2 separate regions of the Mus musculus genome follow, and region 1 is linked to region 2. A link is a loop called in an ENCODE intact Hi-C map of the cell type or tissue named here. Cell type or tissue: left cerebral cortex. All regions are shown on one strand. Each heading gives the region's core, and the rest is flanking DNA. Links, peaks and the distances in the headings are about the cores only. Region 1 has its middle 240 kb from the start of Gm36865. Region 2 holds the start of Rgma (repulsive guidance molecule family member A).

The links. A loop is a pair of places that touch in the nucleus more often than their neighbours do. Peaks named below come from ENCODE experiments on the same cell type or tissue, not always from the same donor. Only the 100,000 strongest peaks of a DNase experiment are listed, where the experiment ranks them.
Region 1: a loop joins it to region 2, with 4 times the contacts of the local background. A loop is called at or near these places in 3 of 42 quality-filtered maps.

What each region holds. Positions count from the first base shown.
Region 1 is chr7:72,585,965-72,594,301 of GRCm38, reverse strand. No RefSeq gene overlaps it. Among named protein-coding and RNA genes, the nearest start is that of Gm36865, 240 kb to the left of the region's middle. In left cerebral cortex, for the core only: no CTCF peak of the experiment used is centred there; DNase peaks (open chromatin) are centred at 2,528, 3,399, 3,778, 4,964 and 3 more places; H3K27ac peaks cover 320 bases.
Region 2 is chr7:73,367,920-73,376,256 of GRCm38, reverse strand. Rgma (repulsive guidance molecule family member A) reads right to left here and starts at 737. Exons shown (of 4, transcript NM_177740.5): 1 at 369-737. The coding sequence starts at 382. A730056A06Rik (RIKEN cDNA A730056A06 gene) reads left to right here and starts at 483. Exons shown (of 2, transcript NR_040325.1): 1 at 483-740. In left cerebral cortex, for the core only: a CTCF peak has its summit at 3,776 (motif pointing left); DNase peaks (open chromatin) are centred at 697, 886, 1,307 and 3,729; H3K4me3 peaks cover 1,811 bases; H3K27ac peaks cover 1,848 bases.

The sequences.
Region 1 (8,337 bases), core at 217-8,216, 780 kb after region 2:
TAATCCAAAGTGCCAAAGTCTACATTATGCCAACAAGCACCAAGATCAGGTTGAACACAGCAATACTCCACTCCCTGGTACAAGCTCTGTCTTAGTCTGTATTCAACTGATATAAAGAGACACCATGCTATGACAACTCATAAAAGGAAGCATTTAACTGGGGATGGGTTACAGTTTCAGAGTTTCAGTCCATTATCATCATTTTTGGGGAGCATGGGAGCTCAGGTAGACATGATACTGGAGAAGTAGCTGAGACTTCTACATCCAAATCCACTGTTATCAGGCTCCATTCATCAGAGACCACCAGCCTCACAACATGGAAGTATCAGGGACTGATGAAACACTCAGACACATATTCTCCTGGGGTATGCACCTCAAAGTCAAACCAGTACATTCTGTTAGGCAATCACAGTAGAGCCATTGCTTATGAAAAATCTTCATCATCACTGGGTTGGTAGCAACTTTGAGTGTCATATTTTTTGTCTTATTTCTGAGACGTGTTAGATTCTAAATGTCTATGGTATTAATAAGAATTCATTGTTACCAGCTCTAACCATGTAGAGAGTATCTTTTGACTACTATGAAACATGGAACCGTTATTTAAAACTTTCATTCCATGGGATCAGAATATCAAAGACTCTCTTAAGAATTAAAATGTGTTTCTCTATTCTGAGACATTGGGAGGACAGACGAATGCCCAGAAAGTACAGACACAAATGGGATGGCACCAGTCACAGCAATAAGGACTCCAGCCTACTCTATTTTTTCACATTGTAATAAATATTTTAATTACCATACCCCCTTTCTCTTATGTTTCTACTACTGTTTTCTATTGGTGATATTTATGACAGTTCAAGTTGGCATTGTTCCAGCTCCAGTTGGCATTGTTCCAATGTTTCAAAATATCAACACAGGAAATATTTAGTCTGGATGGTTCAGACTTTAGAAAGATTTTTTAAAATTTATGAGATATTTGTTGTACCTGCTTCTAAAAATGGAATCTATTTTCAAAGATAATGTATGCATAGAAAAACATGTATAGGAGTTAATGAAATTTCACAGACTAACCACAACTGTATAACCAGGTTGCCAATAACATTATTCTCAGCCATTTTTCAGTTTCCTGTGACTTCAAAAGGACTGGAGTTTATTTAAAGTTAAAAAAGATTACTTGTGCCTTACTAGATGGGGTTTTTCTAAAATTGACTCTATAAATAATATCCTGTGTTAGGTCATGGGTATTCATGGATTTTACTTGCCCAGAACCCACTCTTGCTTCTTATGAAAACTATGAAATTACAAGTGGAAATTACTCTCTCCTTTAGACAATTAGCGATTAGCATCCATGTGTTTCCTGAAAATAAGGAAAGATTGCGTTTCTGAGCTGTAACATATGGGTGCTCCTTCTGCACATCTCACTTTGCTGAGATGCTAAGGACAAAGCAAAATGATTGGCATTCACATCTCCTGGCAACACCATTCTCCAACGATCTCAGTAATGTAGGAACTGCTGTAGTTTCTACACCCAAGCTCTCCCACTCTACCCCAGGGTTCTCATACATTTTTGAACTACTTGTCTTTCCAATGAGTTACACTTTGGTTCTGATTATAACCAGAGGTTCTTTTTTTCTCTTTCTTACAACAAAACTAAGTGATATTTAGCATTAGCTGTTATTCTGCTAAAAATTAGGACATCATTCTCTCAGAAGACTATTCACTTTCATGCTTTTAAACGTGTCCATGATAGAGCATCCAAATTACTTGTTTTCTCTCCCCCATCTCCTTCCCTCATTTCCGTCCCTCCTTCTTGCTTTTCTCTCCTTTGTAATTCCATTAAGAATTTTGTAGCACATACACTTCGATATATCACTGATAGTTTACTGACCAGCTCCTGCATAGCATAGCCGTTGTTGGCAGTGATGCAGGATACAGCAGTGTGCATGAGACTGTATTATATGACTCCTTTGTTTGCATGAACAACTGATGTTCCTTATTTCCATGGGACTCGCAGTTGGCAGGACTGTGAGAAGTGACAGATGGTGCTGTCCTCCATCTCCGCCGACTCTCTATCCTCAGCCTACTTAGTTTCTGAGCAGGACAGATGAGAACAAGGTTCTTTGAGAACAAGAAGCAGGAAATGACCACACAGATCATTCATTATTTATTTTCACATTGTCTCTCTGATTACATTAAAGCATATTACTTTCATAATTTTAGAGAAAGTTAATATACTAAACTGTATACAAAAATGTTTACGGACACATTATTAGAGAGATTTACAGTAAAAAATGGATATCGTTTTCAGGAATAAAATATGTCAGGTTGTTAGCCATTGCTGTCTCCTTGTGACGATTTTATTTTTATTAGTCATAATTTTACATATTTTGTTTTAAGATAAACTTTTGTTTTTCATATCTATAAAAATTAATAAAATTACCTTAGATCTAGAAATAAGGATGTTTCATTTAGGAGAGAGAGTATGAGGCAGACTCACATCTGAATCTCTAGGCACTCAGACAGACTGGGACCAGGGCTACTCAGTTAACATGAGAATTCCTCTTCAAACCAAACGAACTCCTATGGCTTCTTTTGAACAATTTCTCTCACACTTCTGAATTCTGCTTGGTGTTGAAACACGTTAACTTGTTTTAATTTCTTTTTCATGAAGATCATTAAAGATAACCATAAATTTTCTCTTCTCATTCAAATTTTGACCCTAATGGGTTTTTTTTTTGGTTGTTTTGTTTTTGTTTTTGTCTTTGTTTTTTTTGTTGTTGTTTTTGTGTTTGTTTTGTTTTGTTTTGCTTTGTTTTTTGCTAGTTATAAAATCATTTTGCTAGCATTAAATAAGGTTCAGCTTCCTGCAAGGTACTTTCAAAGCAGGCTACCAACTCCCATTCCCTAAAACTTTGGATTTCTGATAGGCTGATCAGGGGCATGGGGTTGTGAAAACTGGTGAGCTTAATCTGCGTTAGGCATGGTATGCTACAAGGAAAACAAGATGATGGAGATGAGAAAAAGGAGAGAATTTCCTGGCTGATACCTGCCTTGGGAGAGAAGTTTTAATGAGGTGGTTGCAATGTTTCTTGTAGTGTCCATCTCTGTACATGCCCGAGACACCTACAATAAAGACTTGTGTTATTTTTCTCAAAGTGTTCTTACATTGGATTCATTTATTTTGAATGCTGAGTTCTCAATCTGACCGTGTGTTTAGACAGGACTATTGGGATAGTATTCCAGAACATTTCAGCTAGGATTGGGAGCTAAGACACATTAGTCCATAGCTGCCTTTCTAGACTGGAGCAAGAGGAATTCATATCATCCATGACTGCCAGGCTGCTGTGAGCAAGCTCAATGAGTCAAATGAGTCATCTGCCCACTTACTTTCTACTCAGAGTAACAGGCGAAGTGTGACAGAAACTGAGATGTTAAATTTATAGTTTTAGAAACCAGGCATCCAAGGGACTGGATGTCTCAGCTGAGCTAAAGGTCCCGTGAATGAAAAAAGTTGGCAACCATAATCAATATTTTCTTTCTAATGAGAAGACTTTTGCTTTCTTTCCTGTCAAGATGTCCTCTTCTTGGAAAAAAAAAAGATAATTCCTAGTGACAGATTACACTTCTGAGTGTGAAGTGCCTCAGGCAAAGGGCACAGTTCCCTAAACGGATACATCAGATATGAAAGAGGCACAGGCAAGAGGCTGGGATGAAAAGGGGATGGTGGTGCTATCTTGGGATGAGTCACCACTGTCACACTGCAGGGGAGGAGAGGGTCCTTTATCTGAGGACCAGGAAGTATGACTGATACATATTCATCTGCATCCCTGAAAGAATGCTCACCACCCAAATCTTCTCAAAAATAGATCCTGACATTTAGGGCTTATGTCCTGTGAGATTTCTAGTTTGGATCAAACCAAACAGAGAGAAAGTTAATTACTGAGTTCTGAGGGTAGAAGAGGCTCCAGGGCAGCTGAGTGTTAATGGCTTTATTTATACACAATGGATGTACAAGGAACAACACATATTGAATGTACTCTGAGTTTGGATGTATTATTGAACATAGAAGACACTTCTCAAGGTTTTCTTGTGCCCTTTGTATTTCGTGTGCTTTGGATCTGCATGTGCTAAGAACCCTTAACAGGGCATCTACCTATTTAACAAAGGGTATGACTGTTGTTATTGTATATATACAGTCCACTTAGAGAACTATGTATACCACATTGTGATTATATAGTGAGCATTTTATTATTATTACTATAATTACATAATTATTATTATATTAATTATTATACAGGTAAATAAACTCAGGGGAAATTAAAAGATTAAAAAAGTGTTAAAAGATATTACACAATTATAATTTTAAAAATCTGCATTAAAGTGGACATACATAAAATAATGAAATGAGCTCTTAATATGACATGTATAAATAATAAACTACATTTCTTCATTGGATTAAAGTAACTTTTACAGTAGTCATTTCAGGAGATAGTTTATAAGATGTTTTTCATAAATGTTACTTTGGATTTTTATTCCATGCCTGCAGTACCTCTACATTCAGCCCAAACCATCTACACGATATAAAATGGCTTCCCATGTGAAGAGAAATGCATTTTGACTTGACTCACCTCAAGTCCAGCTGTGATGCTTCTGCCGTCTAGGACCCTTGCCATATTTGGGCATGATGAACTGCTAAGTCTGGCCTCAGACATGCCCAGCCAAAACTGCTGGACTTGGCCAGCGTAGGGCCTGGGAGTGGGCTTTGGTGCTGAGAATGCAGTGGCTGGTGATGTTGGGCAATCATGGAGTCATAGCAGCAGAGAAATCAGAATCCATATCCAAGCTCAACTCCTTGATTAGCTTCTATTTAAATAAAAATTTACTGAGTTTTTCAGCTGTCTTGGCAACATCAGATTCCAGCCTGGAGAGGAAGTATGTGAGTCAGAGGTGGGAAGAGGCAGCTGGCCTGGTACTGTTCCAATCGTCCTCCTCCTCTGAGGACCATGTCTCCTGGAGCTTTGTGCTGCATTTACAAATAGCCTGCAGGGAGCCTGAGCATTGTGTAGTTATACTCCATCAAAGCTGTCCTGGAGGCCATTTCTGAGTGTGTTTCAATGCATGATAGCCATCAGCATTAGCCCTGTCCTCTTGAGCATCATAAATGAGTGATCCTCAAGAAACCATCCCACGGAATGGAACAAAACAGGGCATTGAGAAACGAAAAGAAGGATGTGTCTCTACATGGATTCTAAGTCTGTGCCCCCTGCAGATAATCTCATAAGACCATTTAGACAAACAGGGAACGTTTGCTCCCATGCACCACTTTTAAAAGAAGCAACAGTTAAACCTAGGTCTGAATGACCATCCTGCTTCACAATCCAAAAGTGCCTTCATGTTCTCCCAGCTTCTTCATCTCCTTCCTTTTATGCTCTTTCCCTGTATTTTAGTGGCATAGAAGTAGTTAGAGGCATGAATCTGAGGTATAGACTCAGTTACTCAGTCTCTCTCCTCTACAGAGAAAAAAAATATGATGAATAATATATATTATATATTAGATATAATTTACATAATGTTGTATTGTTTATTATATATTATTTTATTTTGTTATATATTATATTATAATTATTATAATTATCCTTTAATTATAATTATCATGTATGATTATATGTGTATATATGCATGTATATGAAATGTTTATAATATAATATACAATAATACATATTATTATTTGTTATATAATATGATATAACATATTGTAATGGTAATGTATAATAACATATATATGATATATTAGTTCTTCCTTTATAATCAAAAAGTGTTTGTTTTAGAGGGTAGAATGAGCAGGGCTTAAACTTTTTTTTCTTTTCTTTTCTTGTTGCTGATTCCTGGAAAACAGGATGGAAAATATAATCATTTTGGTGGTGTGTCTGAGAAAGACCTTGAAAGAAAGCTCTCCAGATGGCAGTTCTCCATCATAAGATACAAAATGAGATGCCAAGGATGACCAATGGGTAGGTTGAAGAAGGCTCTGTCTCTGTAATAACAAAGATATCTTAGAGAAAGCAATCCAGAGTCTTACTCAGCCAGGCTCTACCTTAAGACTTGGAGTTGCCTGTTGGAAATCTTTACGTGTTGTAGTAGAGCTGAGAAGTGTGACTGGGGAAACCATGGTGTTGGGTAAACATGAACACACTACAGGCTGCTTTGTTGGGGCAGAATGCAAACTCAGTTTTGTCCTGTGTGAGCGATCTCTGAACTTCTCAGCCCCTTCTACTGTGTGAGAATACAGAGTCTTCAGGAGGCTTAATTAAGTACAAGGGCTGAACGCACATTGCTTAGACTGGATTTCTTGTGTTTACTTGTTTTGACTGCATACATTCCTTTCTGCTTCACAGACAGGAACCTGCCGTGAATACATAGTATAATCCAGGTGTAAACTTATCTTGAATTCAGGAAATTGTTCTTGCTAAATGTCTCAGACTGTTGGTTTATTTGTTTGTTTGTTTGATTGTTTTGTAGCACTGCATCTAAATGTCCATGCATTTAAATGTTACTTAGAACAGATTGGGACCTCTCAAAATGTAGCTTGAAATACATATATCACTCTAGGTATGAACTATCTAAAAATCATGCCAAAATATAGATTTCTAGATATATCTAAGACCCTTTGGCTATAGGACCCCAAAAACTTGTATTTTCATGAAACTGCTATAAACATTACCAATTTTGCTAAAATATAGATTTCTAGGCCTATGCAAGACCCTTTTTGGAGTATGAACCTTGAAATGTGCGTTTTCATAAAATTGCTATGAACATTACAAATTTGACAAAACATTATTTTATTGTATTTATATGCATATATATTTGTGTGTATGTTTGCATTATGTGCATATTCCTGTGTGTGTGGGGACCCCCAGAAGGCAGAGTTTTGAGCATCTGCGGGAAATACCTGACGTACACACTGAGATCCACATCCGGCTCTTCTGACAGAGTCAGAGTGTTCTGAACCACAGAGCCATCTTTCCAGTTTCTGAACACTACAGTTAAAGCTACCAGTTTAACAATATAGCACTCAAATCTATAGACAACTTTGTGGGGTGTCTAATAAAAGCATGAGCTTTGTCTCAGAAACCGAGGATTCATCATTTTTAGCATCGTGTTACCCAAGCATCTATGAGAGGGCTTTGTGTAGTCACTAGTCACATCACTTTGCAGGGAACAGCCCTCACTCTGAAAAGCCGATGGAATAATTATCAGCAGATCCACTGTGTGATCACTCCCTGTCAGCAAATATTCTCTGACGTTTAACAAGAGTGGGAATACACATCTGTATACAGATGAAGAGTCAAGAAAGTTGCTTGATGTGCCTTGATTCTCATTATGGTACATTAGTAGCAGAGCTGGGACTCAAATTTAGATTTTCTATTTAAAATAATTTGCAGAGCTTGTTTACAGATTTTTAGAGATAGATACAGAGATGGTTATACCTGTTTGTCAGCTTATGCATCCAAGAGCATTGTGTGCAATGCACAAGATGTGTTCATTTAATAAATATTTGGGGGGAGCTCATGTATGAAACCTGGACAGCATGCCAAAAGTACAGGGAAGGAAAGACAGAGCCTCCCTTCTCTTTAGGACCTCCTGAAGTAGCAAAAGGTGCAGATTTGGAAGTAACTATTAAAATTGTGTTGGGTGAAAACTGTGATCGAGTAAATCATGCCCCTAAGCTCACCTGCACCACGGACTTACATCAATGATTCAAGGAACTTTCTGCAGTTCTCTGCAATGTTGGTGCCTTTGAGAAAATCATTCCAAATGAACAATCTTTCATCTTCAGTGCCTTTTCCTTTCCTGTTCTCCCTCTTTGGTTTCTGATGGGCATTTTGCTGCTCAATTCATTTGGACACTGTAATCTCTCTTTATTACCTCACTTTGCTCAATGGACTGTAGTAATTTTATTTGCATTTCCACTAAAGACTGTGATCATGAAAAATAAGATGAGAGTTATAATGTGATATGGCAAGGTCTGTAGAGGATCAGTTTAATCTTCCTCAGCCTTAATTTTCTCATAGATTAAATGAGATCGGTCTTCTGTGTCGCACCACTATTGTGAGGATCAAAAGAAACAGCAGTAGTCAAGTGCATGATAAAATTTAAAGTTCTGTAAAATGTAAAATTTCAATGGCTTTATTTCACTATTCTTGTGCAGAAATGAGGAAGCTAGAAATGGAAATGAGCAGGGACCAGCCATACATGTTGGCTCCTGCTGAAGGAGACTGCTGACAAGCACAATTTGTCATCTGAAAGTGACTTTTTAAAAGGGCACAAGAAATATTGTCT
Region 2 (8,337 bases), core at 227-8,226:
CGGGGTGATCAGATCTGTCAAGAGCTCTGTGGGTCAGGGGGGCTCTCGCCTCCGGAAGAGGTGGCCGCGCAGGAGAGAGAGCTCCAGGCGGTACACAGTGGGTGGGACAGGCGCCGGGTCTGCCCAGCCACGCGCAGCGCCTACTGCCCTCATGGCAGCATCTTAGGGGGCTGGGGGAAAAGAAAAAACACCAAACCACAAAACTTTCCTGCTGCCAAGTGCGAAGGCGAGTCATCCGAGGCAAAACCCTAAGTGTGTGAGATGAGACACCGGGTTGGGGGAGCCACTAATCAGTGAGGCGGCGGAGCGCAAGTGTCCGCAGCGCCTTGGGGACCTCAGGACCCCGTGCCCCCGCTGTCCGCGCTTACCTTGGCGGCTGCATGAGCCCCTCCAGCCCGCGGGGGGTTGGCGCTGGCGGGGCTGCGCGCGAAGACTAGGTGTAGGGCGGTCGCTCGTGGGCCCCTGGGTGAGGTGGGAGGGGCCCGGCTGGCGCTGGTCCCCGCAGCTCAGCGGACTCAGTAGCGACCCGGGGCGCTCCGCCTGCTCCCCGGCTGCATGCCTGCGAGCGCCTGGAGGAGCGAGCCTCAGGAGCGGCCGGCTGGCCAGTGCTTCCCGGGCGCAGGGCTCGGGCGGCGTAGCTTGCAGTTCCGAGACGCCTGCAGAGTAGGGCGGCCCGGGCTAACCTGCTGCCTCGCCCGGCCTGTCGCCGCCACCGCCACCGCTGAGCGCGGCGTCGCGAGGTTCGTTTGCGCGCGGCAGGGAGGGGGCGGGCCGGGCACCCCGGGAGCGGGCGGGGGGGCGAGCGCGGGCGGAGCGGAGCAGAGGGAGGGGGAGGGGTGGGGTCTGGGCTCCAAAGGCCCCGCCCCGCCGCGGTCCCACCCTTGCTGATCCGCGCTAGTGGGTGTGTGAGGACGTAGGGGGTGAGCCTGCAGAAAGCGCACACTCTCCCTGCGGGCTCGCGATCCCAGGGTTCGAGCAGCAAGTGCAGCGACCCTCCCTTCCGCTAACGCATCCAACTTTCTTAACCCTGAGCCAGGTGGCTTGGAGTCCACGTTTTCAACCTGGGAGCCTACGGTGGTTAGAGGTTTCCAATCGTGGATAAATATTGACATCTGCCGAAAGTCACCTTTGTTCTATAGGGATTTTACTCCTATTTAGAATCTTATTGGAAAAAATAAATAATATGTATATTGCATGCACAGTGCGCGAATACACGCAGTCTGGAGTAAACAGACTGTCTTGTACTCCCCCACCCCTCCCTCTGCAGTCCAGCTCAGAGGTAACCTCCGGTCACAGCGTCTTCCTCCCCCGCCCCGCACCCTTCTCGCATAGATTGCCAGAGGAAACTCCGGGCTTCTCAAAAGGATTCTTCATGCAGCTCACGCACACAGTGGAGAGCACAGCCAGCCGCCAGCAGCTCATCTCCAGGGTCTCACCCCAACACCACGTATAGGTCTGAAACCCTAGCTGGGGTGTGAAGTCAGCCGGGACACACAGCTCACACTCAAATTATCACTGAACAGTTAGCGCTGCCAGGATATTTTATACAGGGGTTACGACCCGATCTTCTCTTAATCTGAACCAAGCGCTGGAATTTTGATAGGATGAGAACTCTGTATTTAATGAAAAGGTATCGTCCGTATTAAGACCCTCGTCGTTATTTATGCTGTGGTCTTAAGGGATGTGGTTTTGAACTCAATGTTCTGCGTTTATTGGCCAAATGAATTAGACTAGTCTATAACTGAGCTATAAATAAACTCCATGTGCTTTTAGCAGGAAGGGATTGGGCCTTGCAGTTGGCCCCGTTTCTAAAATTAGCCTCGACCTTGGACAAATCTTTTAGGTCTGCTGAGCCTCAGTTTCCTTGTCTATAAATAAGGGAGTTGTACAAGAAAGTGTGTGTGTGTGTTTACATTTCCTTTTTGTACTCTATCATCCTCTGCTTGGGGACACTCCTCCAACCCTGTCCCCAATTCTCAAATCCCAGGTGTTGTTTTCCCTAGCTCTGACATCAATCTGTAATTATACCTTTATTTGTGGCCTTCTCATCATACTCAAGAGATCAGGAACCACCTTGGGGTCATCATGCCATCCTCAGCACCCAGGAGAGCCTGGTGTATAGCAGAGGCACAATAATTGTTATCACTTGGGTCATTTTCTTCCTCCTCCCCCTTGGGTTTTGGTTGTTTTGTTTTGTTTTGTTTTAACACTTTGCAGTCTTAGTCGTTTATTTCCTTTTTGTACATTAGGCCACGAATCTACATGCAATGGGCTCCAAAATCTCCGGCTCTTTTCCGTAGTCCTCACAAAGAGTGCTTCTCTGGATGGCACAGGCTGGCCCTTCAGCTGAGCCCAGGTGCCCTTCTCCTTAGCTTCCGTTTTCTTCTGATCGTTCTCCTTCACCCGCTTCAGGAGTTGTCTCTGCTCTTTGAGTGCTTGATGTGCTCAATCCGCACATTGATCCTCTCGGCCAACATCTTGCCCTTAACTTGCTTGTTTACAATTATGCCCATGGCATGCTAGTGACATTGTAGACTCTCCTGGGTTTGCTGTGGTAACACTTATGGGGCATTTCTTTTTGATCAGTGCACATTCCCTTGATGTCTACAATATCACCCTTCTTGTAGATTTGCATGTATGTGGCCAAAGGAACAACTCCATGTTTCCTAAAAGGCCTAGAGAACATGTACCCAGTGACTCTCCTCTTTCCCTTTGTGTTCGCCATTTTGGCGAGTTACTGGAAGATGGCAGCTGCCATGGCCGACCTCCCTCCACCCCCTGGGTTTTTAAAATGCTCTTTGGACATGACCAACATTTCACAATTCAAAAGCCATTGTTAGAAAGTAGCTGATAGGTTTTTTTCCCTCATTTTGGGGTATAAACAGTCCACTTCCTAGACCAAGAGGGATTGATCTCAGCTCAACCTTGGGTCAGTGGCGGAAGCCAGAGTGATTTACCTTGATGAGCATGGGGGGGTGAAGACAAGGACTATTAATGCCACTTGTTCCATACTCAGTTGTCACGGAACTCTCTGCACAGGCAGCTGAAATACTCCCATAAGCACTGACTTTAAATAAGGCCATGGGGTGTGTTGAGTGTGTCTATAACAACCATGCATGGCTTCAAGAACCATCTAGAAACATTCCTAATCTAAAACTCCACGGAACTTTTGTTTTTCTTTCAACTCTAAATTCCTTAGGAACAGGAAGCAGGCTAAAATGAGTTTAAGACCGTTTCGTTTGTTTGAAATACAGCGGTAGCAAACTAGGACGTGGAAGCCACAGGTATATCTATAGCAGGTTTTCTTCCTCCTTCCTCCCTTCCTCCTCCTCCCACCTTTTAGTTTATCTGTGTAGCCCGGCTGTCTTGGATTTTGCTCTATGCAGCAGGCTAGTCTCGAACGCAGAGATTTGCATACTTCTGCCTCCTGAGTGCAAGGATTAAAGGCGTGTGCCACCACACCCGACCCCAGTTTCTCTTCTGATGTGTAGAGTAGTAGAGGGTGAGTTAAAAACCTGGTTTCATAGAGAGACAACTGGAGCTTCTACTCCTTCCCGGCCACTCTTTCCTTCTTTTTGTGAGAAGAAAATCTTCTTGCTCGCAGCGGCGGCGAGGCCGATCGCCAGGCTGCCAGTCGCTGCAGCGGTTAGGTGCGAGAAGAGTCAAGGGCTGGCGAGAAGTGTCCTGCGTTGGCGCAACCGGGAGGCGGCTCTCCTCCGAGCACCACGCCCGCGGGCGGGAAAGCTGGCGGAGCTCCCGGGGTGTGGAGCAATTTGCTGTTTCTGTCTGTTTCAAATGAGTGGTGGCACCTGCTGGGGGAGAAGGCAACCTCAGGAAGTGAATTCAAGATGAGTCGAGGAAAGATTCCTTCTTGCCTGATTGACAAAACAGGCACATGGCGGGGCTGTCTCTTCCGGGTTGGAATACCCCCGCTTAGCCTATCCTTTTTGATAAATTCAAGTATAGAGTTGTAAAAGTGTAGCTCGGAACTCAGAGTATCGAGTCAGAACCCTGCCAAAACCCTGGGGAAGAGAGCCACCCGGGCTCACCCTTGGCCCCAGTGACATCTGGGAAGGCAACAGGTGCTGGGAACTTGCCCTGCTGGATGGATGTCCCTGCTGGGGTTTGGGGTTAAACATTTCACCATCAGGCCCTGGGCTGGACCCTGCATGGAAATCCTGATTGCAAAACAGTCTTTGCCCTTAGGCACCTGTAGTGTAGCTGGAAAATAAGAGCAAAGGGATCTCTCTGAGGAGTGGCAGGCTCCACCTCCATCCAGGTAGACCCCTCCCTTCAATAAAATAGTCCCAGTAAAATCTGCATTTGCAAATGCTCCTTTAGGTCTGCCTCCTGGCCTTCCCCTCCAACCCTTGACACCACGAAGCTGTGATCTGCTAAAAGAAGCAAATGTGGAAGGGAGGGACATAGCGGCATTGTCTGACTTCATCAATTAGATTTTATCGGGGCCAGCAGCTGTGGGGTGTGTTGGGTTTGTGGGTCAATGGAATGAGGAACATGTAGGCTGTGTATGCCAGAAAACCACCCGAAAGGGAGATATTTTAGCCAGGCCAAAGGTGGCAAGAAACAACTGAGTTTCAAACGATTTACACCAGGTCTAAAAATGGACGCTGAGGTAGTAATTATATCCAGTTAGTTTCTGGGGACCGCTGAGATGGCTCAGCGGGTTAGAAATGACTGCTGCTGGAGCTTGCTGCCAAGCCTGAAACCTGAGTTCAATCTCACTGAGTTCAACTCCCAGGACCCACAGAATAGAGAACTACAGCAAGTTGTCCTCTGTCTGCCATCTTTGCTGAAGGCTGAGCCAAAGAAACTCATAGAAGGTAGTTGAGTTGGAAAAGAATAGAAATGGATGAATAGAGCTTGGTTTGCAGAGGCAAGAGGCAGAAGACCAGCCAGGAGATTCTGTTACTGTTGGCATGCTATCAGAAACATATTTCAGGCGCTAAAAGGACACCAGGAAGAAGGGGCTGCCCAAATGCTTTGCAGAATTGAGAAATGAAGAAATACCAAAGTGGCATAGCAGAAGAGCAATGGGCAGATAATTCTGTGATAAAGTGGTTGCTTAGCAAGCACAAGGCCCTGGATTTAATCCCTAACACTACATTGGATATTTTTATATACAGAAGCTATACAGTTTTGCTCCAAAGAACTAAAGAAAGGGATACTTGAGTGAGTGAGAGAGAGAGAGAGAGAGAGAGAGAGAGAGAGAGAAGAGAAGAGAAGAGAAGAGAGAGATCGTCAGATCATCAATGATAATCAGACTCAGATGGCATGACACCCCCAAACCATCCTTTGAAAGTCATTTAGTTTTCTATACCTGATAATATGTATGACTGTTTAATCTAAAAACCCAAGGTCTGTGCCTGTGGATGTGAGTCAGTGAGTAAAATGCTCTGGTAGCCTGGTAGACGGAATTCTGTTCCTGTAGCCCTTGTAAAAAGCTTGATGCAGGGGCCTCATCTGTTGCAGGGTACCTGTCGTGAAATGGGAGGTGGAGGCAGGAGAATTCCCTGGAAGCTTGCAGGCCAGCTAGTCTGGAGTTACACAGCATGGCAGAAGCAAAGGGAGATAGCTTGCTTCATAGACAAGGTAGAAGAGAACTGAAAAAAAAATTAAAAAATAAAAAATAAAAAGAGAACTGACTCTAAAAGTTGTCCTCTGATCTTCTCATGCATGCTCTGTCACATAGATGGCTTACACCTTCATATATGCACAACACATACACACTAGGAAAGAAAAGAAGACCAACTTCAAGTTCGCTGTCAGCATTTCAGCCCTGCTTGCTATGTATGGTAGAATGGTAATTAAAGCAAAATGAGGATTTTGGCTCAAGTCAGCTATAGTCCTAGGAACAGAAAACAACCACATATCTTCATTTCCCCCCTCTTCATGACTTTAAGACAGAAGAATAAAGGGACTTGGAAGCGGACCCTCCCGTGAAGCTGACTGACTTAGACATGAGAAGAGTTGGAGGGTTTGGGCAGCCCCAGCTGCAGAGCAGCTGGGATGTGGTCAGTGCACACATCCTCCCGGCCCACAATAGCACCCACAGAAGCCAGGCCTTGACAATCTAGAGGCCTTGGGACCAGCTGGTGGGCCACATTCCCTTTGTGGTGATCTGGGAGATGGGAAAGCCTGCTGGCTGCTGCGTCTTTCTCCTTGTCCTTCTTCCTCCCCCTCCTTCCTCCTCTTTCCTTTCTTCTTCCATCTTCTTCTTCCTCCTTCCTCCCCTTCTTCTGGAGGCGGGTGGGGAGGGGATCTTTCTGGATTTTGTTTTGCAATCATTTACTGAGTTCCTCGCCTACAAGCACAGCCAGTGTCTGTAACAGACATTGCCTATGTCCTTGTGCCCATCCTTCCAGGTAAGAATGAGTAGTTGTATTGTTATAGGAAACAGGTTCCAAAAGCAAACAAGCAAGCAGTCAGGATTCACATTTGTGTCTACCCAAGCCCAAAGCCAATGGATCCATTTTAATACCAATCTTATAACCCTTTGTTTGTTTTTGTTTTCTTATTTCCATACTTTTCTCATTAGATTCAGGAAAGAAATACTACACACCCTGCGTCTCAGGAAGTCAGCACGGACCTCTGCTTTCTATAGTGTGGCCAAAGCTAGTGGAGTATGAACGTTGTGCTGTCAGCTGCTGTGAGATGCATGGAGTGTTTATGGATGAACATCGCTGTGCACTGTGGGCTCTGAGTCATGTGAGGCACAGGGAAACTCAGAGAGACACTGCATTTCATCAAGCCTTCTGATGAGTGTCTCAAGAGTGACCCCTGAGTCCTACCTGTTTCCTGGGCTCTTATGTTGGTTGCTAAACGTTGTCTCCTTTGAGAGGGAGCCCAAAGTAGGAATTTACTGAGTAGACATAAATCCTACTTCACACAGGGAGACCTTGGATTCCAATGAAGGCTAGTTTTAAAGGTTCCCTTAGGAGAGCACCATAAATTGAGTGTAGACTACAGAACAGACAAATTTAACCATGGATAGAAGATGGGGGATGACAATAGAGAGGGTTTTAGGGTGTCTTAAGGCCTTATTATTATCAAGAGGTACTACTTGGGGTATTCAAAATGTATGTATATATGCACTCATATATGTATTTATATATGTACGTATTTTTGTTTGTATGTACAAATGGACTTGCTACGTAGCTCAGTCAGCCTTGAATTCTCCATACTCTTGAGTGCTGGGGTTACATGTCTGTGTCACCATTCTTGGCTTTAATTTTCTTATAACAAAAACATGACTCGTATTTAGAATGTATTGATGTCATATTTGATTAGGGCAAGGCTGCAATCCAGGGTGAGTTTTTTGTTTAGGCTGTGCTCTGTGAGATCATTCAGATTCCTGCCAGTCATTGTTTGGTTCCCCCAAAGCCCTTTTATGATATAAGTAGTCGAAGCTGGAGTTCAGCCTGCCTGGGCTGCAGATACAAGCAGGACAGAGCATGTGCAGGAGGCCCAGTTCTGTTTGGATCATCGTGGTTTCTCATGTGTCCCCATCTAGCTGCAAGAGAAGCTGGAAAGTTGCTGTTGCTTGTCAGTTACCAGTCCATTTCTATGGAACATGGAGCTTAGATTGTGGTTGACCCCTAGCAATATTGGGTTGACAATTAGAAGTTGAGTACATTGTTGTTTGCTTTTTGTTTTTGTTTTCTTTGAGACAGGGTCTATCTCTACATAGCCCTAGCAGAACTGTAATTTACTATGTAGACCAGGATGGCCTTGGGTTCACAGAGATCCACCTGCTTCTGCCTCCTGGGTGCTAGGACTAAAGGTATACAACACCAAGCCCAGCTCATGAATGCATTTCATGAATCTAACATGACTCAGAAGGAATTCGCTGGCTCTGGATCCAGAGGACCTGAGTTTGAATCTGTGTTCTGTCTCTTGTCTTCTTTTTGGCCCCTGTTTGCTTCAACTGCTGTGCCCTCCTTCACCAGCTGCTGGGAGGCGTGGCAACACCACAGCTGCTTGATGTCATTGTTCCAACTTGGAGTAAATGAAAATGACCCTAAATTAGCTTGAAGAACTGGATTTTTTGTTTGAGACCCAAACCATCTTATAGAAGCTACACAGAGAGGACATCTAGATGAACTTAGGGAAAGCCTGGAATTAGAGTTGGAAAGATTTGACAGAAACAGAATGAAGGTGGGAGAAACCCCTGTCACAGTACCCAACTAATGCTACTCGAATGATCCTTGTGGTGGTGGTGGTGGTGGCAGAGGCAGCCGCTGCGGCAGCGGAGATGGTGGCAGTGTCTGCCCCAATGCTTTATATTCCTGAATGAGAGACACTCACAGCCTTTATATT